Linked DNA regions of Homo sapiens: regions 2, 3 and 4 are each linked to region 1. A link is an interaction called in ENCODE POLR2A ChIA-PET data of the cell type or tissue named here. Cell type or tissue: PC-9. All regions are shown on one strand. Each heading gives the region's core, and the rest is flanking DNA. Links, peaks and the distances in the headings are about the cores only.

Region 1 (6,020 bases), core at 558-5,557:
TTTTATTATTTTATTTATTTATTTATTTTGAGATGGAGTCTCGCTCTGTGGCCCAGGCTGGAGTGCAGTGGCGCGATCTCGGCTCACTGCAAGCTCTGCCATCCGGGTTCACGCCATTCTCCTGCCTCAGCCTCCCAGTAGCTGGGACTACAGGCGCCCGCCATCATGCCCGGCTAATTTTTTTGTATTTTTAGTAGAGATGGGGTTTCACCGTGTTAGCCAGGATGTGATTTGCCTGCCTCGGCCTCCCAAAGTGCTGGCATTATAGGCGTCAGCCACCGTGCCCGGCCAAGCACAGCTATTTTAAATAATAGAGATAAGATGATGGATTGTTTCATAGAATTGGAATTCATAAAAAATATAATGGAAGTTCTAAAACAGAAAAGCACAATAACTGAAATTTAAAATTCAGCCAGGTGCAGTAGCTCACACCTGTAATCCCAGCACTTTGGGAAGCTGAGGTGAAGAGTTTGAGACCAGCCTGGGCAACACAGCAAGACCTTGTCTCTACTAAAAATTTTTTAAAATTAGGCCGGGTGCAGTGGCTGACACCTGTAATCGCAGCACCTTGGGAGGCCAAGGCAGGCAGACCACTTGAGGTCAGGGGTCCAAGACCAGCCTGGCCAACATGGTAAAACCTTCTCTCTACTAAAAATACAAAAATTAGCCAGGTGTGGTGGCGGGTACCTGTAATCCCAGCTACTCAGGATGCTGAGGCAGGATAATCGCTTGAATCTGGGAGGCAGAGGTTGCAGTGAGCCAAGATTGCACCCCTGCACTCCAGCCTGGGCAACAGAGTGACACTGGGTCTCAAAAACATAAAGATTTTACAAAATTAGCCGGGGATGGTGGCACATGCCTGTGGTCCCAGCTACTTGAGAGACTGAGGAGGGAGTATTGCTAGCACCTAGGAGGTGGAGGCTGCAGTGAGCTATGAATGTGCCACTGCACTCCAGCCTGGGCGACAGAGCGAGACTCCATCTCAAAAAAAAAAAAAGAAATAAAAAATCCAGTAGGTGTATTTACCAGCAGATTGGAATCAGCTGAAAAAAGGATTAGTGCTCTAGAAGAAAGGTCAATAGAAAATACATAGTGGGGCTTGGCATGGTGGCTCACGCCTGTAATCCCAGCACTTTGGGAGGCCAAGGCAGGCGGATCACTTGGGCTTAGGAGTTCGAGACCAGCCTGGGCAACATGGCAAAACTCCATCTCTACAAAAAATACAAAAAATTAGCCAGGCCTGGTGGCGCATGCCTGTGGTCGGTCCCAGCTTCTTGGGAGGTTGAGGCAGGAAGATCACTTGAGCCTGGGAGGCTCCAGTGAGCCAAGATTGTGCCACTGCACTCCAGCCTGGGTGACAGAGTGAGAGACCCTGTCTCATTTCTTTAAAAGAAAAAAAAAAGTAAAAAGAAAATCCCTTGCAACTACCACCACAACCAGCCCACTTTACACTGTGTGTCCTTTTCCTGGACCCTGAGGGCGCCCTCCCTTTTCCTTTCTGTGGCCCCCTAGCCTTGGACAGGGAGGGGGCCCTGCTGAGAAGGCCTTTGTACTTGGGAGAGACCGAGGTGGCTTCGGAATTGGGGGATTACTTTTCATTGCGACCCTTGTTGGAAACATCAGCACACTGGAGTCCAGTTGCAGTTCGCCTTGTGGCTTTGTTTAAATCCTCATTGGGAATATGAGTTCTCATTGTCCTCAGGGACTCAGGCTGCGGGTGTGCTAACCTCCCTGGTGAGAAAGTGGCTTTTTAGACAAACTTCTTTTCATTTGCATCTCTCCTCAAAGCAGAATGCAGAAAGCGGCAGCACTGGGAGCGTGTGGGGAGGGACGGGGCAGCCGGCGGAGGCTGAGCCAACATGCCGTGGTTCAGGCCCACACCTCGTGGAAGGCAGAAGGCGAGTGCTGACATTCCATAGCAGGCCGGGTTGGGGAAGGGGCGGTCTGCTGCCTGCTGCCTGCTGAGCGTGACTGTGCAGCTGTTGTAAGTCTTTGTGATTCTGATGTGTGGTGATCTGAGAAATTTCCCATCCTGGGTTAACACTTTCTTTATTATAAACAGAAATTAATTCATGAGGGATGGCGCAACCAGGCTGGGGCGCAGACCAAGGGCAGTGCACTGGGCTGTGATGACTGCATCCTGCTCAGGTTGTGGGACATGGGGTTAAAACACTGTCACGGCAAAGACACTGGCCTTTTACCTGAGTACAGGATAGTAGCCCTTTGTCCTCTAAGATGCTCTGTCCCTGGGGCCAGCAAACACCTCCCAAGGGAGAGGAGAGAAAGAACCCCGAGTAGAGCCAGCCGAGTAGAGCCAGCCGAGGGCAGATAGGTCTTGTAGGGCTGTGGGAGCCACTGCAACCCTGGGAGCTTCCTGTCAGCTCAAGCCCAGTGCCCAGAGTGTCCAAGTGCCACCTGGATGCCCTGCAGTGTCCACTGTGCTGGGTTCTCAAGGTTTTTCTCTGGGGGGGGTCTGCGGGGAACCTGGAGCTGCTGGGTAGGAGGTGGGCTTGTGGCTCAGCTGTGTCCAGTGGCTGGCTGTGGAGCGCCTCCTCTGCTCCAGTAATATTTTCATGGGCAAGAAAGACCACTACTTTCTTGGCCACCGCTTCCTGGAGCTTGTGTTCCTGGAAGCCAGCCATAAATAAGCCGGCCATAAACGAGGGTAAACAGGTGCCTGAGTAAACACACCAGAGCAAATGAGTCATATGGGCCGGCAGAGATGAACCTGGGGCCATGGCGGGTGTAGGGGTTGGGTGGGGAGAGGATGTCCTCTGAAAAGGTGACATTTAAGCTGAAACTGGAATGACAAGAAGGCCCCAGCTCTGCAGGCAGAGCGGAAGGCTCAGAGCTTAGAATCACGTAGGTCATGGAAAGCATTGGATTTCGTGTTAGGGACAATGAGAAACTGGTGACAGATTTTAAGTAGGGGAATAAAGAGATCTAATTACACATTTGCGAGATGTTCTGAGAGCTGTGGGGACGGCTGGGACATGTACCTGGAAGCAGGGCAGCCAAAGGGAGAGGCAGTGATGACGGGTGGTATGGAGGCTGCAGAATCTGGAGGACGTGCAGGCTCAGGGTGCATGGTGCGGGCGGGGCTGAGGGGGAGCGGGGCCTAGGATGATCTCAGGTATTCTAGCACCTGGATGGTGGTGGCACTATAGACATGAGCAGGGAAGGCCAAGGAAATAATCTGGGGCCATTGTGGCTGCAGCAAGTTTATGATGCCTGATGCCCGATGCCCATCAGACCTGTCTGAGGGGAGATGTCCCAGCCACAGCTGAAGTGTGAGACAAAGCCCCTGCTTCAGAGGACAGCAGGGGAGTGTTTCCTAAGCAGGCGTGACCAGACGGTGTTTCTAAGATGGAAACCTGGGCATTTAATTTTTTGTGTGTGGTTTCATTTTTAACATTAACTAATGGTTACCTTATTTTTGGATGTTGGATCACATCTGGCAGTATTGCTTTAAAAGCTTTTGATTTGTAGAATTGTAAGAACTAATCATGGGATTTTTTTTTTTTTTTTTTTTCTTTTTGAGACAAGGTCTAGTAGCTCTGTCACCCAGGCTGGAGTGCAGTGGTGCAGTCATGGCCCATTACAGCTTTTACCTTCCAGGCTCACACAATCCTCCTACCTCAGCCTCCTGAGTAGCTGGGACTACAGATGTGTGCCTCCATGCCTGGCTAACTTTTTAATTTTTTGTAGAGACAGGTTCTTGCCATGTTACCTAGACTGGTTTTGAACTTCTAAGCTCTAGCAGTCCTCCCACTGTGGCCTGCCAAAGTGCTGGGATTACAGGCATGAGGCACCACACGCAGCCAGAAAATTTCAGCATATTCAAAACTAGTATTACACATCTTCGTGTACTCATTACCCAGCCTCAGGGCTGGCATTTTGAAGCAAATCCCAGGTACTGTACCACTTCATCTTTCAATATTTTATTAATAGTATGTGACTGTAAAATATAAGGCCAGGTGTTGTAGCTCACACCTGTAATCCCAGCACTTTGGGAAGCCAAGGCAGGAGAATCACTTGAACCCAGGAGTTGGAAAGCAGCCTGGGCAGCACAGTGAGATCCCCACCCCATCTCTACCAAAAAAGAACAATTTTTTTTTTTAAATTAGCCAGGTGTGGCTGGGTGCAGTGGCTCACACCTGTAATCCTAGCACTTTGGAAGGCTGAGGCGGGCGGATCACTTGAGGCCAGGAGTTTGGGACCAGCCTGGCCAACATGGCAAAACCCCGTCTTTACTGAAAATACAAAACTTAGCCAGGCATGGTGGCGCACATCCGTAATCCCATCTACTAGGGAGGCTGAGGGAGGAGAATTGCTCAAACTTGGGAGGCCGGAGGTTGCAGTGAGCCATGATGGCACCACTGTCCTCCAGCATGGGCAACAGAGCAAGAACCTGTCTCAAAAGAAAACAAAACCAGGTGTGATGGCACATGGCAGGAGGCTGAGGCAGGAGGATCCCTTCAGCTCAGGCTGCAGTGCACTACAATTGTGCCTGTGAAAAGCCACTGCAGTGGCCGGATGCGGTGGCTCACGCCTGTAATCCCAGCACTTTGGGAGGCTGAGATGGGCGGAACACAAGGTCAGGAGATCGAGACCATCCTGGCTAACATGGTGAAATCCCGTCTCTACTAAAAATACAAAAAATTAGCTGGGCGTGGTGGCGGGCGCCTGTAGTCCCAGCTACTCAGGAGGCTGAGGCAGGAGAATGGCATGAACCCCAGAGGTGAAGCTTGCAGAGAATGGTGTGAACCCCAGAGGCGAAGCTCGCGTGAACCCCAGAGGCAGGCTGCAGTGCAGAGCCAAGATCGCGCCACTGCACTCCAGCCTAGAAAGAAAAGCCACTGCACTCCAGCCTAGACAACGTAGTGAGACCCTGTTCCTAAAATAATTTCTTTAAAAACAAAACATAAGGACCAATAAGAGCCATTACAAACTTAAGAGTTTACTATTAATACTTCCCAGTTATGGGTCAGTGTTCTGCTTTCCCTGATTGCCTCTTACATAATTTGTTACACAAATGTCTGTTTGCATGAATAAAAGATTGGATGTTTTATAGGATCTAAGGTCCATACATTTTGTTTATGGATATATCTCAAGTTTTATTATCATTTAACATCCATCTCAAAATGTGAACTTTTTTTAACCTATGAGTTCTGCCTCTCTTCTTCTTTTCATTTTGAAATCTATTGATGAGCCTGTCCTTTGCCATCTACGATTTCCCAGTCTGGGTCGTACCGTGTCCCCATGGTGCTGTTGAACGTGAGCCTCTGTCCTTGTATTTGCTTTAAGTTGTCATTTAGATCTAGAGGTTTGATCAGATTCAAGATTGTTTTGGCAAGAACTCTCCTAAGTGCTGCTGTGTGTGGTCTTGGATTAGAAGGGACAGAGGCTGTCTTTTGTGATGTTAGCAGCCACTACATCAGGGCTGAGATTAGGGACGGCAAAATGGTGACTTTCAGGTCTAGCATTCCTTCCTCGTGTATTAGCTGGAGTCCACCTATCTAAAGAGAGCCTTCTCGAGCTATGGGTTACTGGGCAGTCCTTTTTGCATAGGAAAGGCAGAATACCGCCTTGATCCTTTGACTTTATTTGCCTTTTTGCAGAAGAACAAGTTGAGTTCCTAGCATCCCCCTAAGGTGGCTGATAATTATTTTATGTCAACATGAACTTATGTATTGAAACACAGTGATATGTTTAATCTGTTGCAATTATTCTTTTCAGTAGCAATTTGTAGAACTGAGAATTTCTTTGTGACAGAACGTTGAAGCAGTGGTGAATGATGAAGGATAGAAAAGAAGTTATATTCAGTAAAGTAGGAAATCTAACTCAGGCATATGCATTATGTCAGATCAGAAGCTTCACACTTTCTCAGTTGAGAGCACTCTTGATTAAGGTTCAATAATTATTTTAATAGTAAGCCAAAAGAAATCCCTGATAGTGGTGCCGGAGGAGACAGGTTGTGTTTTTATCTTGTGGCCTGGGTAGTGTCCTGGGACCCTCTG
Region 2 (6,020 bases), core at 305-5,304, 110 kb before region 1:
GCCTGGGCTTGGTCTAATCAGCAGAAAGCAGAGTTTCATTTTCTGAGATGGGGCCGACTTGACAAAGGGGCTTGGAAGGCAGATCGAAAGTTTGATTTTGGACATTCTGAATGTGACAGCCACATGCTAGGGTTGAGTAGCCAGGTGGAATTTAAGTCTGGAGTTCAAGGGCCACGTCTGGGCTAGAGATTGAATTTTGGGAGCCACCCTTATTTGGTTGGTATCTAAGCCACAAGGATAGATGTGACTGCCTAGGGAGAGCAAGTAGAATGAGAAGAGAGGCGACCCAAGGTCCTGAGCTGCATCTGCCCTGCAGAGGTCCGGGAGGAAGGGGCAGGCAGAGGAGGCTGAGGGGCGTCAGCAGTGAGGAAGGGGGACCTGGACTAGAGAAGGGGCCCTGGGGGATGGAGAAGATGGGTTTTAAGGATGAAGGGGTGATTCCACAGCTCAAGCAGGATGAGGCCTGAGAATCGATCCCAGTCCGTTGAATGTTTCCTTCTTGACAGGAGCAGTGCTGGGGTCAGTAGGTGAGAGCCCGGGGGAACTGAAGCAGTCGTGAGGGGCACAGGTGTGGACAGTGAGTTCAACGACTCGCTCAGGAGCTTTGTGTGAGGGGAGAGAGACAGGGCAGAGCAGCTGGAGAGGAAGGTGGGATTACCTTTGGGGTTTTTTTTCAAGAAGGAAATTACAGCATGAGTGTGCACCGACAGGAATGATCTAGATAGAACGACCAGCCATCCTGGTTTACATGGGACGCAGGAACTGCCGTTTTAAAGCTGGGCTGAGTTGGTCACCCTGGAGCCCTGGATCCGATGAGGAGAGAGAGGGTGTGTCTTTCACTTTGCTCCCTTTTTTTCTTTTTTTTCTTTTTTTTTTGAGATGGAGTCTTGCTTTGGAGTGCAGTGGTGCAATCTCGGCTCACTGCACCTCTGCCTCCCAGGTTCAAGCGATTCTTCTGCCTCAGTCTCCGGAGTAGCTGGGATTCACTTTGCTCCTTATACCAATGTCTATGTTGCTTTCCATCCACAATCTACAAAAAGCCAAAACAGGCCTCCCTTCCCTCTCTCCAAGCCCCTGTCCTTCTTGCCATCTGTAGGGGGAGTCTCTAGGTCCAGTGGCCCTCAGCGCAGATGCAGAGTGCTTCTTAGACGCTGCGGGAAAGCCAGCCCCTGCAGCACCACACCCAGATGCACCTGCAGTTTGGAGGATTCTGGTTGGATGATAAATTCCAGCTGGCAGTACATAGCCTCAGTCCCATCTGTATGCCCTCCCACAGCCTGCTTGCCACTCTGCCAGCCTCTTCCTTCACACAGGGATGCTGCTATAGAAAGGGAGGCAGAGAGTCTTAGGACAAGATGTCAGGAATGAGGCAGGATCCCCCGTTGCATCTGCCATTTTTTTCCTATAGGAGGACTCGGAGGAGAGTGAAATTGACATGGAAGATGATGATGACGAGGATGACGATTTGGAAGACGAGAGCATTTCTCTCTCACCAACCAAGCCCAATCGAAGGGTCCGGAAATCTGAACCCCTGGATGAGAGTGACAATGACTTCTGACCCTTTTGCCAAGGGACCCTGGCAGATTAAAACCCTCAGACTTGTAGGTAAATGGGAACTTAGAAGGTTAGGAAGGTAACCCCTGTTTTGTTTACTAAGCTGGCTGGACTCATGATCACTGAAGCAATACTTATTTCTGCTTTAGCCTCCTATGTTTGCATTCCATGAAGCTTAAATAAGAATTGAAGCAAATCCCTAAGATTTATTTTTTTCCACCTTATTTATCTTCTAAAACTTGAGGAATGCATGTGTTCTTAGTGATTCACATCCACGGGACAAAAACTCAAGAAGAAATAAGAGCTGACGCCACACAAGTCTTGGCTGCTTTTGTTACTATACATTTTCTCTGAGACTCCAGCAGAGTTGGGGCTGGAACTTGGCACTGGGGACTCATGTTTGGAATCGTAGGGGAACATCTGGCTGTTAATCACTTGCACAGTTGAGAACATTTCCTATACATCGGCTTTTAATTCTAGCTCTTATTTCATTTTGTAATCTTATTTTCTTTCGTCTGCATGTTCACAATACCAAGCATTAAATGTATTTTAATAACTAAACTTTTCTGAAAGAAGGTTAGCTAAAGTTAAATGAAAACTTGGTTTCTTTGAAAATCAGGCAATAGAGACAGGCTCCAGATGAGGAATCCTCCATTTTCTGTCCGAAGCTGACATTCCTCTGGCAGTCCAGTTCACCTTGGATTACAGCCACCTTCATGTTTCCACGGTTGGTACTAAATCTGGAAACTCTGGTGACCTGGGCTGCCCTCTCAGAAACTCCAGACTCCCATGGCAATGACAGCCGGGACACTTTTCTTCCCTCCAGCCAGGGTTTCTCTAAAGGAGCTTTGTTTTGTCTAAAGTGTGGCAAGACATAGTGCACAACACAGGGACAAAGGCAGGTTTCCTGCAGCTCGCTACCTAAGTGTTTCTGTAGGGGAAGGAGCCAATTAAGAAAAAGTGTTGGTACAGATTCATGTTTCTGATTTAAAAAAACAACAACACAGGATTGAATTAAGTAGAGTAATAGCACTAGAAGAATTTTTCTGTTGTGAAATTAGAAGTGGAGTTGGTTTTTTTCTTTTTTCTTCTTCTTTTTTTTTAATATGAAAAGTACTTAGCTGGGAGTGGTGGCAAGCGCCCTTGGGTCCAGCTACTCAGGAGGCCAAGGTGGGAGGATCACTTGAGCCCAGGAGTTTTAGACTAGCCTGGACAACTAAGTGAGACTCCATCTCTACAAAAAATTAAAAAATTAGCCAGGTGTGGAGGGGCATGCCTGTGGTCTCAGCTATTCAGGAGGCTGAGGCAGGAGAATCACTTGAGACCAGGAAGTTGAGGCTGCAATGAGCCGTGATCATGCCACTGCACTCCAGCCTGGGTGACAGAGTGAGACCCTGTCTTTAAAAAAAAGAAAAAGAAAAGCACGCTGCTTGTAAAAAGCGTACAGTAGGTCAGGCGTGGTGGCTCATGCCTGTAATCCTAGCACTTTGAGAGGCTGAGGTGGGTAGATCACCTGAGGTCAGGGGTTTGAGACCAGCCTGGCCAACATGGCGAAACCCCACCTCTACTAAAAATACAAAAATTAGCCGGGCGTGGTAGCGCATGCCTGTAACCCCAGCTACTGGGGAGGCTGAGGCAGGAGAATCGCTTGAACCTAGGAGGCGGAGGTTGCAGTGAGCCGAGATGGCGCCACTGCACTCCAGCCTGGGCAGCAGAGTGAGACTCCATCTCAAAAAAAAAAAAAAAAAAAAAAGCATACAGTAAATAAAAAAGCACAAAACAGTTTTCACTTATTTTACAATTAAAAAGTCAGAAGACTTCTGAAGTTACTTATCTTTTAATACATGTATTTAACACCATACTTCATATTATTAAATAGGTTTTACTTAAAAATATAATTATTGTATTTGTACCTGTCAGATATAAATACTTATTCAGGAGTTCACAGGTACGAAAAGATACACATAAATTTTAGGAACTTTTGAGTTATTTCTGTCATTTTTGCTTTTTTCTCTTTCTTTTCCTAAATTTTATGTATAAGATTACCCCTAAAAAAAAAAAAACAGCCAGTATTCAGTGAATTCACCAGTAATTTGAAATGCACCATATTGTAAATGATCCACTGACAGGGAAGCCAGCGTGTTGGAGCCATGCCAGCCACCTCAGACACCGTGGCTCTAAGATGCGGAAGAGTCACTGCATCTTCTTGAATGTTACAGATTTGGTTTGCCTGAATGTGACTTGACTTCTGTTTTGAAAAAACATACGAATAGAGTTCTATTTTCCTTATGTGATGCTTTCTTCTAACACACTTTAACACAGAAGCCTAACCTAGCTACAAAGAGCCTATCCACAGACATAGGCAACAGCTCCAAAGGGTATTTCATTGTGTCACCTGCTTCTAGATCATCTGTTAGTTAACTGACTTTGTGCAAGGTCTCACCATGTATAGCACTGCCTTGCTTGAGCACGGAAGTTTCTGTCAACAGCAAGCTTTATGTGCTCTATCATTTTTATTAAAGTATTTCAGTCAATAGTGACCCATTGTAGAATGGATGCAGGATTCACATGTGCAAGTGCTTTGTGACCTGGCACCATTTGGTTTTGGCCAAGCAGCAGAGCAGACCTCAGGACCTAACGAGGATGGTTGTGATTAGGTCAAATAGAAAACTAGCAGGCCATTGCTGACAATTTTTACTATATAATTAGAGGACTTCCTAAAATGCTTTAAAAAAAAATGTGTATGGATGGAAAATACAAAGGAATTTTTCAAATACTCAATTTTTATTGGTAGTAGTTATCAAGAACAAAGTCCTCGGACTTCTGATGGGAAATCTGAACTGCTGTTTCTCTTTTAGCGTACAAGAAGAAATAGATCCCTCTCATTAGCACTTTAATATCAGTGTCACGTGTCTGGAAGGAAATTGTATTCATTTAGGTAAGCAACACACTACATAAATATCATAGCTGTTAGACCCAGGGGACTCTCAGGTGCCAGAATTGGGGACTCCTTTAATTGGAAGGGAGCTAAAGGGTCTACCTCCTACCTAGAAGTCCTTTCTATGTGGATATGAATTAAATTCTCTTGTCTGTTTTGCTCTGATGGGGTCTGTGTGGGCTAGCTGGCTCTGGTGTGTGCCTGACGACAGACTGAACTCCTTAACCATTTCAGACAGCTTGAAGATGTATGATCATTATTTGAAAAGGGAGAGAGGGAGGACTCTTTGTTTTCTCCACCAGTTTGGCTCCTGAGGTTTCTTCAGCGTTAGGTTTCTGTAGGGCCCAGCTTTCTCCAGTGTTTGGCTACTGCAACTCTGTGTTCTGCCAGTCTCTTAACTCAGACAGAAACAATGCAAACCAGCAGACAGAGCATCACCTTGAAAGTACTAAAACAGCTGTCAATCTAGAAATCTCTGCCCCGCAAAAACTGTCATAAATACTGCAAGACCCATGTTCAGATTTCCCCCCTTTTACAAATAATGTTTTGTTTTATTTCCCAGCTACTACAAGTGATCCAAATGTTCTTTATAGCAGACTTTTTCCTGCAGTCTAGGATCCAGTCAGAGATCTTGCATTAAATTATATCTCTGTAATCTTTAATTTCACGCTATCTGCAATGTTTTGTGTTTTTCATGACATTGATGTTTTTGATGAGGTCAGGCCATTTATTCTGCAGAATATCTGTCAATTTGGATTTTTTCTAATTGTTCTTTCATGATTAGAATCAGGCAAACATTTTTTGACAAGAATACATCAGAGACGACTCCGTGGTGCATCAGACTGGGGGCATGTGATGTCTGTGTGTCCCATTATTGGCGATGTTCAATTCTGTCACTTCTGTTGAGGCTGCATTTGCCAGATTTCAGATTAAGGTACCTTTTTCCCTTTGTAAATTAGGATATCACCTTTGTGGGGTGCCGTTTTGAGACTGCAAGGATATCATCTTCCCGAGTAGGCCTTCATCCATGGCCTCAGCATCCATGATGGTTCCTGTCCGGATGCTCACTTTTGAAGAAACATTTCAAATAATAGTGATTCCTTTCCAATTCAAAAGTAATCATTGCTTTATAGTCTTCATAAATATTTTCTGTGGTTATTTAGTTGATGAAAGCTGTTGATGTCCATTTGGATTTTTTTCCCTCCAACACAAACAGCTGCAGGAATTGGTGCCACATAGAGGCTCAGCTTGCCTGTCTCCATGGAAGCTGTGGCCACAGCAGTGGCTTTGGAAGCCTAGTAAGGAATGACATCACTGCCAGGTGCAGTGGCTCACACCTGTAATCCCAGCACTTTGGGAGGCTGAGGTGGGTGGATCACTTGAGGTCAGGAGTTAAAGACCAGCCTGATCAACATGGTGAAACCCCATCTCTACTAAAAATACAAAAATTAGCTGGGTGTGGTGGTGCGTGCCTGTAGACCCAACTACTTGGGAGGCCGAGGCAGGAGAATCACTGGAACCCATGAGG
Region 3 (6,020 bases), core at 351-5,350, 730 kb after region 1:
CCTGCCGCGGCGGGCCCGCCCCCCGGGACTCTTAAGGCGCGACCTGCCTCCAGCGAGCCGACTCCGGAGCCCGAGCCCGGGGCGGGTGGACGCGGACTCGAACGCAGTTGCTTCGGGACCCAGGACCCCCTCGGGCCCGACCCGCCAGGAAAGACTGAGGCCGCGGCCTGCCCCGCCCGGCTCCCTGCGCCGCCGCCGCCTCCCGGTGAGTTTCTGTGGGGCTGGGGGGCTGCGGGCGGGGAAGGGGGCGCCACGGCCAGGCTGTGCACACGCGCGGGGACCGCCGCCGCGCGCACACACGCACTCTCGGGCGGGACCGCGGCCCCAGCCCCACACGGTCACCTGGGCCGCCCGGCGGGCAGGCCCTGTACGCTCCCTCCCCCGCCGTCCTGGGGCGCCGACAGCCCCGCGGCCGGCCAGGGTGCGCGCCTGAGTGTGCGGTGAGCCCGCGAGGCTGCAAGCAGACAAAATAAACACCCCGTCCCATGCTTCCTCCTCCCACGGCTGGGCCTCCGGCATGACCAGTTTTATGAATCAAACCCCTTTGAGGGGGATAGCCAAGCCACAGGCTTGGGTCACTTTTCCCTCCTGGGGTCCGGCAGTAGGTGCTGCTGTGCAGAAGGGCTGCCCGGGGTCCTCTGGACCCTTGTCACTCAAAGCACAGCTGGGGGCTACAGATATGCAGCCCTAGGGAGGGGCGGGGAGTGGCTGGTGGGCGTCCGATGCCCATCCCTCCAGGTGGGGGATGGACCTGTACTGGCCAGGGCCCTTAGAGCTTCGGGTATCAGGCAGGGTGCCGGGTCTCTGCCTCTGCCAGGGAAGGGGCTTTGCTTGGGCTGCAAACCCAGTGGCCTGGAGCCAGCCTAGTCCTTTGTGTCCCTGGGCTGGCAGTGCTGGGGCCTGAGGACTGCTGAGGTCCCCTGTGGTCACTGGCAGGCCAGCCGATTGGTGCCAACCATTCTGCCTCTCCCCCATTCGTTAACGATTGCCACACCAGGGTCACTGACCGCCTCCCCTGCTGTGGCCCAGGGGTGGAGTGTGCAGGGTGGAAGGAAGAGGTCCTGGGGGTCTAGGTGTCCCCATGCCTGCCTTTTGCACCAAGGACAGGTGAGGCTCTGGAGAGAGGCAGCGGGACCTAGAGCCCCCTTCCCCAGGCTGAGAGCCTCCAGGGCTGGGGATTGGATAAAATCTCCAAGGTCCCTTCACACTAGACTGTACTTTGGGTGTTGAGGGCATAGAGGGGTGGCCGGGCTGGGACCTTCCAAGCAGGGTCCATTAGGGCCAGTCCAGGGGGCAGCAAAGTCCAGGATGGGCCCAGCTATTGACAAAAACCCAACAGAGCTGGGGCAGGCGGGTGGGGGATGGGGAGCAGTCCCCTGAGTTTACTCTCTTCTCCCAGGGGAGTTGGCCTGGAGCTTCTGTAAACAGAGTGTCAGAGGCAGGAAGAGGCTCTGGTGATGAGCAGCCCAGCTGGATCCCCTCCAGACCATTATCTAGCCTCCCCTGGGCCTGGGGAGGGAGGATGCGCACACACATGCCAGCCTGGGGGCCGGGCACTGCCTGTCCCCACCCCGCCCCTGTCTCCTGCACGTTGGAACAGCTGTCCTGCTACCTGTGGGTCCGGAGGGTCAGATGGGGATGGGGCTGGGGGCTGGGGTCCCAGGGCATTTGTCCAGATGGCACCTCTCTCTCCATATTCTGGGAATGGGAGAATGGGATTCAGCATAAGGAGCCTCTCAGACACTGCCCAGACCTGTGCTTACCCGAGGAAGGCCCCTCTGGCACGCAGCCCAGGGGCCAGGGAGATGGCAAGGGAGATGCCCCGGGCAGGAGATGGGTCCGCGGCTCCTAGCTCCCATTACTGTCACCCCCACTGACAGCCCCGGGGGAGCTGGGACAAGTCCCAAGTACAGAAAATTAAGTCCTTGCCTGGGCTTATAAGTGGGTCCCAACACAACACTGGGCAGCCTCTGGGAACAAGAAAGCAGGGCCCTGCTGAGCCCAGGAGGGAGCTCCCACCTCAGCAGGCCAGACAGCCAGTCCTGCCAGTGAGCAGAGGTGTGTAGAGGGGAGGCTGCCCACAGGGATGGCTATCCCTGACCACTGGCCAGCCCTGAGCTCATGGGAGGGCAGCAAGGCCACCTAACTCTGTTAGTGACCTCTCCTGGACCCCCCATCAGCTGCCCTTAGAGTCCCCTCCCTGGGCTGGGGAGCCCAAGGCTCTGTGCTGCCAAGAAAACCAGCTCCCCTCACTGCTGTGGAATTTGCGTGAGTTCTTGGAGAAGGGGGAGGGTGCACGTGTGTGTGTGTGTGTGTGTCTGCAGGAGCACTGCCCAGTGGGCGTGTGTCTGGCGTGGGCGTGTCTGTGTGCGCGTGACTGGAGCAGGGCTGTGTATTTGGGGGTGGGTGGGGGTGTTTGGGGGAGCCTGCTTGCACCAGGAGGGGCAGGGCCTCAGCCTCCTTCCTTTTATCGGTTTCCACATTCCAGAGTCAGCCGGATCGCTTTCCCTCCGCGCTGGGCCGCCGGCCTCCCCCGCTTTTCCTCATTCCAGCCTCCCTGGGTGTGAGGAGGCTGGAGGAGGCTCCCTCAGGCCACCTCGGTTTTGGGCAGGGGGTGGGGGCAGGCGAGGGGCCAGTTATTCTTCAGGGTTCGGGACGGCCCCCACCAGACTCTTCGTGGGGAATGCAATAAGGTTCTGACATTCCTCAGGGGCTGCCTGAGAGATTTAATTAAGGAGGGAGGAGGGAGCCGGCCTACACCGGGAAGGGGCTGGGGCGGCCGCTGGGGCCCCTGCTGGCCCTGGGCCCCGAGCCCGGCTGGGCATTGAGAGCAGTGCGGGGGCAGGGTTGTGGTTCAGTGGCCAGGTCCTGTTCTGCCTCCCTGAATCCATCCCGCCTGCCCATTGATCAGCTCACAGACCCCAGGGGCGCCATTTCTGCCACGGGTTGGCCAAGAACCCTGGGTGATTGTGGGGGGTTCGGCATGGGGAGCTTGAGAAGGGCAAGACCCCTTCCAGGGCCACTTCCTTCTCAGACCCCCAGGCCCAGGAAGCTTAGGGCTGGCGGCCTTCCTTGGTGACTAAGGTGTTCTTCTGGCAAGTTCAGGGTTAATTGCAGGTTAGGGCCTTACTAGATGGGTGCTTGCCCCTGGGTGGGGACAGGGCAGTGAGGAGGCCCCGTGTGAGGGCCCAGCCCTGGTGGCATCACACCTGCCGCGTGCCGAAAGTGGCATCTGGACTGGCCCATTTCTAGTTGGGCTGCAGCCACTGCACAGCTCCCAGGGCCACAGGTGTCCTCCCTGACAGGTTGCACCTCTTGTGACTACGATGGCACGTCCCACCGCCCCAGGGGCTCACTTGAGCTGGGGCCTGGCCTTAGTCACTGGTCTCCCTGCCCTGGGCTAACAGGTCTGGCAGCTGCCAAGTCACCCACGGTGCTACTGAAGGCACCCACCTGGGGCCGGGCCAGCCTCCTGGGTGGAGGGAGGAGGGAAGACCCTGTGCCTGCCCCTCTCCCAGCCCTGCCAGCTGGTCCACACCTGCTCCAGGATACAGAGCCTCCTCCCTGCACAGGAAGACGAGCTGACATCCTGACTGTCCCCTTTGCAACCCTCTGTCCTGGTGTTCTGAACCCTGGCTGTGCGGAGGACTCGCTCAAGGAGCTTCTCCAAAATACAGCTCTGCCTGGGTCTCACTCCTAGACATTCTTTTTGTTTTTGAGATGGAGTATTGCTCTGTCACCCAGGCTGGAGTGCAGTGGCGCAATATTGGCTCACTGCAAGCTCCGCCTCCCAGGTTCACACCATTCTCCTGCCTCAGCCTCCCAAGTAGCTGGGACTACAGGCGCCTGCCACCAGGCCTGGCTAATTTTTTTGTATTTTTAGTAGAGACGGGGTTTCACCATGTTAGCCAGGATGGTCTCGATCTCCTGACCTCGTGATCGTCCTACCTCGGCCTCCCAAAGTACTGGGATTACAGGCGTGAGCCACCATGCCCGGCAGAATTTCTTGTTTAATTGGCCTGGGGGTGGGGCCCCAGCATGGAGGTTTTTTTTAGAAAGCTTCCTGGATGATTCTGATGTGCAGCCCGGCGGGCAAAGCCCTGGCGTCACAGGTGGGAGACGGAAGCCCAGAGAGGGGAGCTTGCTTGGATGAGGTCACAAAGCGTGTGAGTGCCTGACTGAGCTCCTGGCTGTGGCATTATCTGTGGAATGAAGAGCGCCAGCTTGGGGTGGTGGATGGAGTAAGAAAGAGGCTGACACCCATGGGGACCCCCGCTCAATCACCAGCCAGGGGTCCCCGCGCCTATAGGGAGGGTCTACCTGCCGCAGTCCCTGAGGAACTCGAGGCCCAGCCCTCTCTGCCCCTTCTGTGAGGGCCCACGACCCCTGACCTCTCTGCCCTGCCCTTGGGACTGCTGTGTCCCAAGGAAGGGGAGACGGGGCGGACCCAGCCGGGCCCTGAGCCTCCTCGGACACGTCAGCGAAACTGGAGCCAGCCGTCCTGGCCGCCGGCACAGTCCCGCCTGCCTGGAGGGGTTGGCAGACTCCCGGGGCTGGGCTGCTGCCAGGCCTGACCGGCCACACAGAGCCTTGGCGGGCCAGCATGAGGAGCGGGGGCCCGGAGTCTCAGGGTCAGACCTGCAGCGCCTGTCCTGCACCCACGCTGAAGCATACGGCACAGGAGGGGCGTACTGGCCTCAGACTGTCTATCTGTCTGTCCAAGCCTGTCCCCTACTCAGCAGGCACACCGCCTGCCCCAGAATCAGTGAGATGTTCTCGCCAGGGGCTGATGTGGTCACCAGATGCCTGGGTCCCACCCCAGCCATGCTATCCCCTGGCCCGTCCCCGCCTGACCCTGGGCGTGTGTGGTGTACCCCAGAGGTGGGTGGGCGTCCCCCTGGGAGTTGAGATGACGAGTGCCTTGTCCTCCTTACTCATAGGGCCCCTCCCTGAAGTCCTGTGCTGAAGGGGCCGCCAAGGGACAGCTCACCCACCACGTGCCCCCTTCCAGAACCAGAGATACCCCACCCCCGCTCCCCAGCCCCCAGGGTGAAGGGCAGCCTTGGTGTGGGGATGTCTGATCTGTGTAAAGCTGGCCTGAAACCCTCTCCCTTAGTAGTACCCACGCCCAGGGGGCAGGCAGAGTTCTGCGTTTATGAGTGACGCCCTCCGCAGTGAATGTTTACCGACCACTTGGCAAGTGCTCCGAGCACAGACCAAGTCACCCCAGACACAGGCACCACGAGCACCACGAGCAGCGCCCACTGCACAATGGGGGCTGAGGTAGGGGTCGTGGCCGGGCTGTGGACCCTGTCGCCCTATGCCAGTTACTGTGCCAGGGAGGGAGCAAGGCCGGCAGCAGCACTCAGCAAGGCTGAGGAACTTGGGTGGAGGACGGAGGCCCCAGACCCTTGCGTCATCTTCCCACCCCCCGACGTCCCCGAATCCCAGGAATCCCAGGGCTGCCTCCGGAACACCTCCTGCACCAGGCAGAGGAAAAGGTCTCACCTCCCTGCCTGACTAGTGATCAAATATCAAAGCCCAGGTCCTGGGATCACCGGGTGGGAGGGTGGGTGGGCGGCGGCAACCACCGTGTGACCTGTAGACAGCCCCCAGCCCCACGCACACACCAAGCACACGCCCAGACCCCAGGCGGGCGGGACAGCTCCCAGAACTTGTTAAAAGAACTTCCCCATTTGAAAACAAACAGAACAACAGAAAACTACAACTCCAGAGGGTGAGGGGGCAGGGCTGCTTGCACCAACTCCAGAGGTGAGAAACTGAGGCCCACAGTTGAGAAAGGAACTCTGGCCTCTGTCCCCTGCCACCGTCCCCTCCACAGTCAGCCTTCCCTCGCTGGGTTCCTCTCGGGGCTGGCTGATGGGTTCTCAGTGCCAGGAGTCCCTGGCGGTGCCCTCAGAGCTGCCAGCCTGTAGCTTACAAACTCTGGGGTTTTCCAAAGCTCCAGCGCTGCCTCCTCCCTCCTCCCTTTGATGTGGGGGTAGAATTGGGGCTCAGGC
Region 4 (6,020 bases), core at 278-5,277, 520 kb before region 1:
TTGGTGTCTCCCTGGGTAGAGGATGAGGAGGTTCAGCGGTTTCCCTGGCTTCCTCGGGGCTTCTCGGCCACTGGAGAACTCCACCAGATCATCACTGATGCGGTGTCAGGAGCACGGTGAGGGCGGAGGCGGAGAGGCAGGATGTATGCATCCTGGCTTCCCACCTGCTTCCCTGCGGCCCCAGGTTCCTGTTGCAAGCGCTCAGGGATCGGCTGTCGGCGCTGCCCCTCTGGGCCGGGGGCGTCGGCCTCAGCGCCGTCCTAGCCTAGGACACCGTCTCCCAGTTCCCGGGCCCGGCCGTGTAGCGAAGCCCAGAGCCTGCAGGGTCCCATGGACCCAGCCTCTCGCTCGGCGGCCCCGTCGCCGGCATGACTGAATCCAGGAGGCCACGCCCCCCTGCCCTTAGCCATTCAGGCATCGGGGCGGGGAGAAAGGCGGCTCCAGCAGAACCAGCCAATCACGGCTGAAGTTTGTGCCCGGCCCTTTTCCCCTCACCGCCACGCCCCAAGCCGCACGGTTGCCCCGGCAACTGCTCCAGGATCCTGTCTTTGAAGCATTTCGTCTTACCCTTCGCTGGGCGTTCGTTGCCGAACGAAGCGAAGACCACGGGGCTGGACCTTCGCTACAGACCTCAGTCCTCACAGCCCGCCCCGCCCAGCCACTGACTTCCTGGGTCTATCACCGAGATGCCGAGCCTCCTGCAGTCCTAGAGAGCATACGGCGCAGGGCCAGGGCCACTTCCGGCCCAGAGGACTCCCTGTCAATTTGCTGCAATGGCTCCTGCACCAGGGTTGGGTGGGTTCGCTGCACTGGCCGCGGAGCTAGAGCATCTTCCGAGCTCCCGAGCAGGGGCTGACGGTGCTGCCAGCTGTCGTGCGGTACGGCCGGCAGAGAGCGGCCAGGAAGGAGACCGTGCCCTCTTCCGGGGGAGCAGAAGAAACGCGCGGGCTGTGCGAGGCGGCTCGCGGCTCTGGAGTGCCTGAGGGGCAGAGGGCGGCAAACGTTAACTGTAGGGGCTTTGCTGCGTTCCTCACACATTCGTTTTTTTGTTTGTTTTTCGGAGATGGATTCGTGCTCTGTTGCCCAGGCTGGAGTGTAGTGGCGTGATCTCAGCTCACGGCAATCTCCACCTCCTGGTTCAAGCGATTCTTCCGCCTCAGCCTCCCGAGTAGCTGGGATTACAGGCGCCTGCCATCATGCCCGGCTAATTTTTGTATTTTTAGTAGAGATGGGGTTTCACTATGTTGGTCAGGCTGGTCTTGAACTCCTAACCTCGTGATCCGCCCGCTTCAGCCTCCCGAAGTGTTGGGATTACAGGCGTGAGCCACCGCGCCCAGCCAATTTTTGTATTTTTAATGGGGTTTCACCATGTTGGCCAGGCCGGTCTCGAACTCCTGACCTCAAGCCCGCCTCGGTCTCCCAAAGTGCCGGGATTGCAGGTGTGAGCCACCACGCCCGGCCTCACTAGTTCATTTTTCAAATACAAAATGAATGCCTGTTAATTTAGCAAAGGTCCTTTGCTAAATGTTGAGTTGTAAGTGAGGAAGATTCCAGACAAGACCCTTGCCCTCATGGGGTTCCAGTGTGGTGGGGGAAACTGACAGACACATACATGGCACACACTTTAACTTCAAGTAGTTACAAATGCCAGAAAGAAATGAACTGGGTAAAACAGGAGAGGACGGTCGGAGCTTCATTGTCAGGGAAGACCCCTCCAAGGAGGGGACATTTAAGCTGAGACTCAAAGGGTGAGAAGCGGTTTTACAAGGATCTGGAGTACGAACCTTTCAAGCAAAGGGAACAGGATAAACATGAGGAGGAGACTGGTGCCCAGTAGCTGAAATGACCCCTGCCCCGAACCTTCCCCGCCCCCACCCCAACCCCCCCATGTGGAGGGGAGGGGAGTGAGGAGACAGGCTGGAGAGCTGCGACTTGTCAGGGGGCAGTGGCTTGAGGCTTCTCCCTGGTGTCCTGTGAAGACAGTCCAGCCTTCCTCATCGCACGCTCCTCTGGCAGCCTGAGACATGGGGTCAGGCGGGCTTCCTGCCTGGTGTAAAGGCAGCACCCAATGAATGGCCTGCACCTCAGTAACTTAAGACAGCAATTTTTATGTTCTCAACTAACAAAGCCCTAGGCTAGTCATGGAGATGAACACAGATCTCACAGAGCAACCACAGAGCTCTTCAAGGATTCAGGTGATCCTGTCATTAATGCCTTTCTCAGAGACTTAGTGAAGCCAGTGTCTACTGGTAAAAGATAGCTGGGGATGGGGTGGGTACACAGGTCATGCATGATAAGGCCACTCAACATTTCCATCTCCCTAAGGAAAAGGAGCCTTTGGTTTCCTTCTTTCCTGTCATGCCACTTCAGCCATCTCAACCTTGTTAACTGAAGGCCACCAATGAGTCCAAATTTCAGCCAACCAATGGAGTAAACTGCTAAAAAGCCACCAACAGCCACACACGCTAACATTAAATTTGAAGTCTACTAAATGCACCTATATCATTGAATTTGATTTCTCATTTTGTGTGTGTGTGTGACAGAGTCTTGTTCTGTCACGCAGGCTGAAGTGCAGTGGCATGATCACAGTTCACTGCAGCCTTGACCTCTCAGGCTCAAGCGACCCTCCCACCTCAGCTTTCTGAGTAGCTGGGACTATAGGTGCTCACCACAACACCCCGCTAATTTTTGTATTTTATGTTTCAACTATGTTGCCCAAACTGATAACAAACTCCTGGGCTCAAGTGATGATCCTCCAGCCTCTGCCTCCTAAAGTGCTGGGACTACAGGCATGAGCTACTGCACCCGGTCTAATCTCATCTCTTTTTATATTCTGTCCACTTTGGTATGCTATCCTTAGAATCTACTCTTGCATCTATCCCCCAGGTTTCTGCTAGTTTATATCAGCAAAGTGAATTATTTTAGTGTATAAGCTATTTCCTCCTGGGTCATAACGTGTATCTTTCCCCTCTCTCTCTGTCTCTTGCACACGCTTGTGCAGCCTCTCTCTCCACACACACACATATATAGATTGTGTTGAGATTTGACCCTAGTTGTTATGAGTTTACTGGCAATGGAGCGCAATTGTGGTGGGTTTTCAGGAGAATGGACATCCCCTTTTAGGTCTTCTGCCCCTGGGAAGGTTATCCTAAGGTTTTCAAGCAGAGAAAGGCTATTCTATTCAGATACTGAGGGCAAACTACTTCTACTGGTAAAGGAGGCTCAGAGTGACCTAAGGAATCAAGACTGTCAATTTCATCTGGGTCCAAACATATATCCCCACTTTGAATTTCAGGATCACCTTCTGTTTTTTCGTTTTGTTTTGTTTTTTTGATAGAGTCTCGCTCTGTCGCCCAGTCTGGAAGTGCAGTGGCGCCATCTCGGCCCCCTGCAACCTCACCTCCCAGGTTCAAGCGATTCTCCTGCCTCAGCCTCCCGAGTAACTGGGATTACAGGACTGCACCACTGTGCCTGGCCAGGATCACCTTCTTTACCAATCAGCGCAGTAACCTTCACGTGAGATTTGTTGGGCCTGGGAATTTAGCTGTCATTATTATTCAGCGACTCTACAGTTAAGTTTTGTGTTTGATTTTCAGTGACAGTATTGTGGCTATAAGAGCTGCTTCTAAGCTATCACAGAAGTTCTCAGGTTCTCAGACCATGACTTGAACTGAGCTAAGGGACTTGGGCTTGTCATTTTCTCACTGTAAATGCTCAAGTGCACTAAAAATAATGTATCCCATACCATGGTTGTATAATCATCATTATACATCTGTGGACACCATAATGGCTGAGTGCAGCAGCTACTTGTTCCCACCAGGTACATGCTTTCATTGGCACTTCATCATCACCTGCAGGTGGCTGCTTGATTAATTGTGATATCGCTGCAAGCCGTGGATAACCAGCACCCTGTGATGGTTAATTTCATGTTAAACTATACTGGGCCAAGGCATGCCCAGACAGCTGCTTAAACATTCTTTCTGGGTGTGTCTGTGAGGGCTTCTCAAGAAGAGATTAACGTTTGAATTGGCTGAGTGAGTAAAGCAGACGGCCCTCACCACGGGTGGGCATCATCCATCCGTATGGAATTAAACAGAACAGCAAGGCAGAGGAAGGCTGAATTCTCTCTGTGCCTGAGTACTTGAGACCTGGGTACTGGGACATTGATCTCCTGGTCTTGTGCTCCTGATTCTCAGGCCTTGAGTCTTGAATTGGAATCTACACCATTGGCCTTTGGCTCTCAGGCCTTAAAATTACAAAACTGTTAGGAGGCGGAGGCAGGCGGATAGCTTGAGCCCAGGGGAGTTCGAGATCAGCCTAGGACATACAGGGAGAGGCCATCTCTATATAAAAATATATATATAGAACAAATTAGCTGGGTATGGTGGTGTCCACCTGTAGTCCCAGCTGTTCAGGAGGCTGAGATGGGAAGCTTGCTTGAGCTGGGGAAGTCAAGGCTGCAGTGAGCTGTGATTGTGCCACTGCAGTCCAGCCTGGGCAACAGAGGGAGACCCCATCTGAAAAAAAAATGCTGCACCACTGACCTTGGGTCTCCAGCTTGCAGATAGCAGATTGTGGGGCTTCTCGACTGCCATAATCATGTGAGGCAATACCTTAGTGTGTGTGTGTTTATATATATACATATACACACACATAAAAGCTCTCTCTCTCTCTCTCTATATATATATATATACACACACATACACATGTATATATAGATTCTGTTATTCTGTTTCTGGAGAACCCTAATACATATCCTATTTCTCATTGTCAAGGAGCTCAGTCTGCACTCAAGCCCAAATACCCAAATCCGTCCCCATATCCCTTCTTTGTGCATCTATCTCTTGAGACCACTCCTTGTACTAATTTTGTATCAAGCAAGGTCCAATCAGGAGAAGGGAAGCACACAGTAATTTGAACTGGGAAAATTTAATATATAGAATTAAGCTATAAAGGGCTTAGACTGGGCGCTCTGGCTAACGTCTGTAATCCCAGCACTTTGGGAGGCTGAGACAGGTGGATCACCTGAGGTCGAGAGTTTGAGACCAACCTGACCAACATGGAGAAACCCCGTCACTACTAAAAATACAAAATTAGCTGGGCGTGGTGGCACATGCCTGTAATCCCACCTACTTGTGAGGCTGAGGCAGGAGAATCACTTGAACTCAGGAGGCGGAGGTTGCAGTGAGCCACTGCACTGCCTGGGCAACAGAGCGAGACTCCGTCTCAAAAAAAAACAAAAAACAAAAAGGCATTTTCAAGAGGTTGGCTGGTAAGAAGTAAAGAGAACTCTGATTCTCTGGTCACAGCACATAGCAGCAGCCATACCTTCTGGCCTGAGTTCCAGCACTCAAGCAAGAGGTTTCCTGGTCCCTGGGCTTAGATCCAGACCTTGAAGAGGGCACAACGGCAGTTTCACTGAATGGCAGAGAAGTGGCTGTGGTACCACATGGGCAGAATTTGCTGGAAATCCATCCTCAAGGGTAGAAAAAGCTGCTCACAGGGAAGTGTCTCATGAGAAACGCGCTGCTACAGAACTACCTGAAGAGGGTGGCAGAGAAAGCTGCTAGGTGCCGCTGGTTGAGGTTCACTGAGGCGGCGGCACTGGAGACGCTTTGCAGGCTGCGGGCGCCTGCTGTCACAGGAGCTGCCCATGCTGCAGGAGCTGGGTGCTGGCGAAGCCCTGTGTGCTGCAGAAGCCAGACTCGGAAGAAGTCACCCGTCATGCCGGAGCCTAGAGAGAACACACCAGAAGCAGGAAGGGAAACTCGTCTCCTGCAATGTCTCTCCAGCGCCCTCTACTGACAAAGCTTAAGATCATGCCAGCTGGTAAAGGAAAAACTAAAGGGCCAGAACCATTTCACAGAGCAGGCAACGCAGGAGCTGGGACGTAATCAATAACTAGCACAGGTTTATATTATGATTCGTCTGTAGCGGCCTGCCAAAGGTTCCATATAACATCCCTGCGGCAGGAACTGACACTTCAGGCCCCACCGAATCAGCTAGATAACGGCCCACAT

What was found. Peaks named below come from ENCODE experiments on the same cell type or tissue, not always from the same donor. Only the 100,000 strongest peaks of a DNase experiment are listed, where the experiment ranks them.
Region 2: POLR2A ChIA-PET joins it to region 1 with 7 read pairs; 5 of 35 experiments call an interaction of 5 or more read pairs at or near these places.
Region 3: POLR2A ChIA-PET joins it to region 1 with 6 read pairs; 1 of 35 experiments calls an interaction of 5 or more read pairs at or near these places.
Region 4: POLR2A ChIA-PET joins it to region 1 with 6 read pairs; 2 of 35 experiments call an interaction of 5 or more read pairs at or near these places.

What each region holds. Positions count from the first base shown.
Region 1 is chr16:3,643,751-3,649,770 of GRCh38, forward strand. It overlaps a transcript of DNASE1 not described here. Among named protein-coding and RNA genes, the nearest start is that of DNASE1, 7.9 kb to the right of the region's middle. RefSeq lists enhancers at 533-1,286, 1,287-2,039, 2,040-2,793. In PC-9, for the core only: no CTCF peak of the experiment used is centred there; a DNase peak (open chromatin) is centred at 2,731; H3K4me3 peaks cover 377 bases; H3K27ac peaks cover 1,145 bases.
Region 2 is chr16:3,534,714-3,540,733 of GRCh38, forward strand. CLUAP1 (clusterin associated protein 1) reads left to right here. Exons shown (of 12, transcript NM_015041.3): 12 at 1,409-4,335. The coding sequence ends at 1,558. NLRC3 (NLR family CARD domain containing 3) reads right to left here. Exons shown (of 20, transcript NM_178844.4): 20 at 4,320-6,020. Among named protein-coding and RNA genes, the nearest start is that of CLUAP1, 37 kb to the left of the region's middle. In PC-9, for the core only: no CTCF peak of the experiment used is centred there; no DNase peak of the experiment used is centred there.
Region 3 is chr16:4,371,789-4,377,808 of GRCh38, forward strand. The region is part of intron 9 of CORO7-PAM16 (CORO7-PAM16 readthrough); the gene reads right to left. The region is part of intron 9 of CORO7 (coronin 7); the gene reads right to left. VASN (vasorin) reads left to right here and starts at 60. Exons shown (of 2, transcript NM_138440.3): 1 at 60-205. RefSeq lists enhancers at 1-267, 2,875-3,654, 3,748-4,529, 4,530-5,309. In PC-9, for the core only: no CTCF peak of the experiment used is centred there; DNase peaks (open chromatin) are centred at 2,393, 2,463, 3,323 and 4,083; H3K4me3 peaks cover 2,729 bases; H3K27ac peaks cover 2,870 bases.
Region 4 is chr16:3,123,920-3,129,939 of GRCh38, forward strand. ZNF213-AS1 (ZNF213 antisense RNA 1) reads right to left here. Exons shown (of 6, transcript NR_110900.1): 4 at 5,542-5,734; 5 at 5,329-5,391; 6 at 1,610-2,047. Among named protein-coding and RNA genes, the nearest start is that of ZNF213-AS1, 8.0 kb to the right of the region's middle. RefSeq lists silencers at 358-627, 5,520-5,777, 5,529-5,823 and enhancers at 438-917, 3,773-4,323, 5,461-5,680. In PC-9, for the core only: a CTCF peak has its summit at 811; a DNase peak (open chromatin) is centred at 522; H3K4me3 peaks cover 1,403 bases.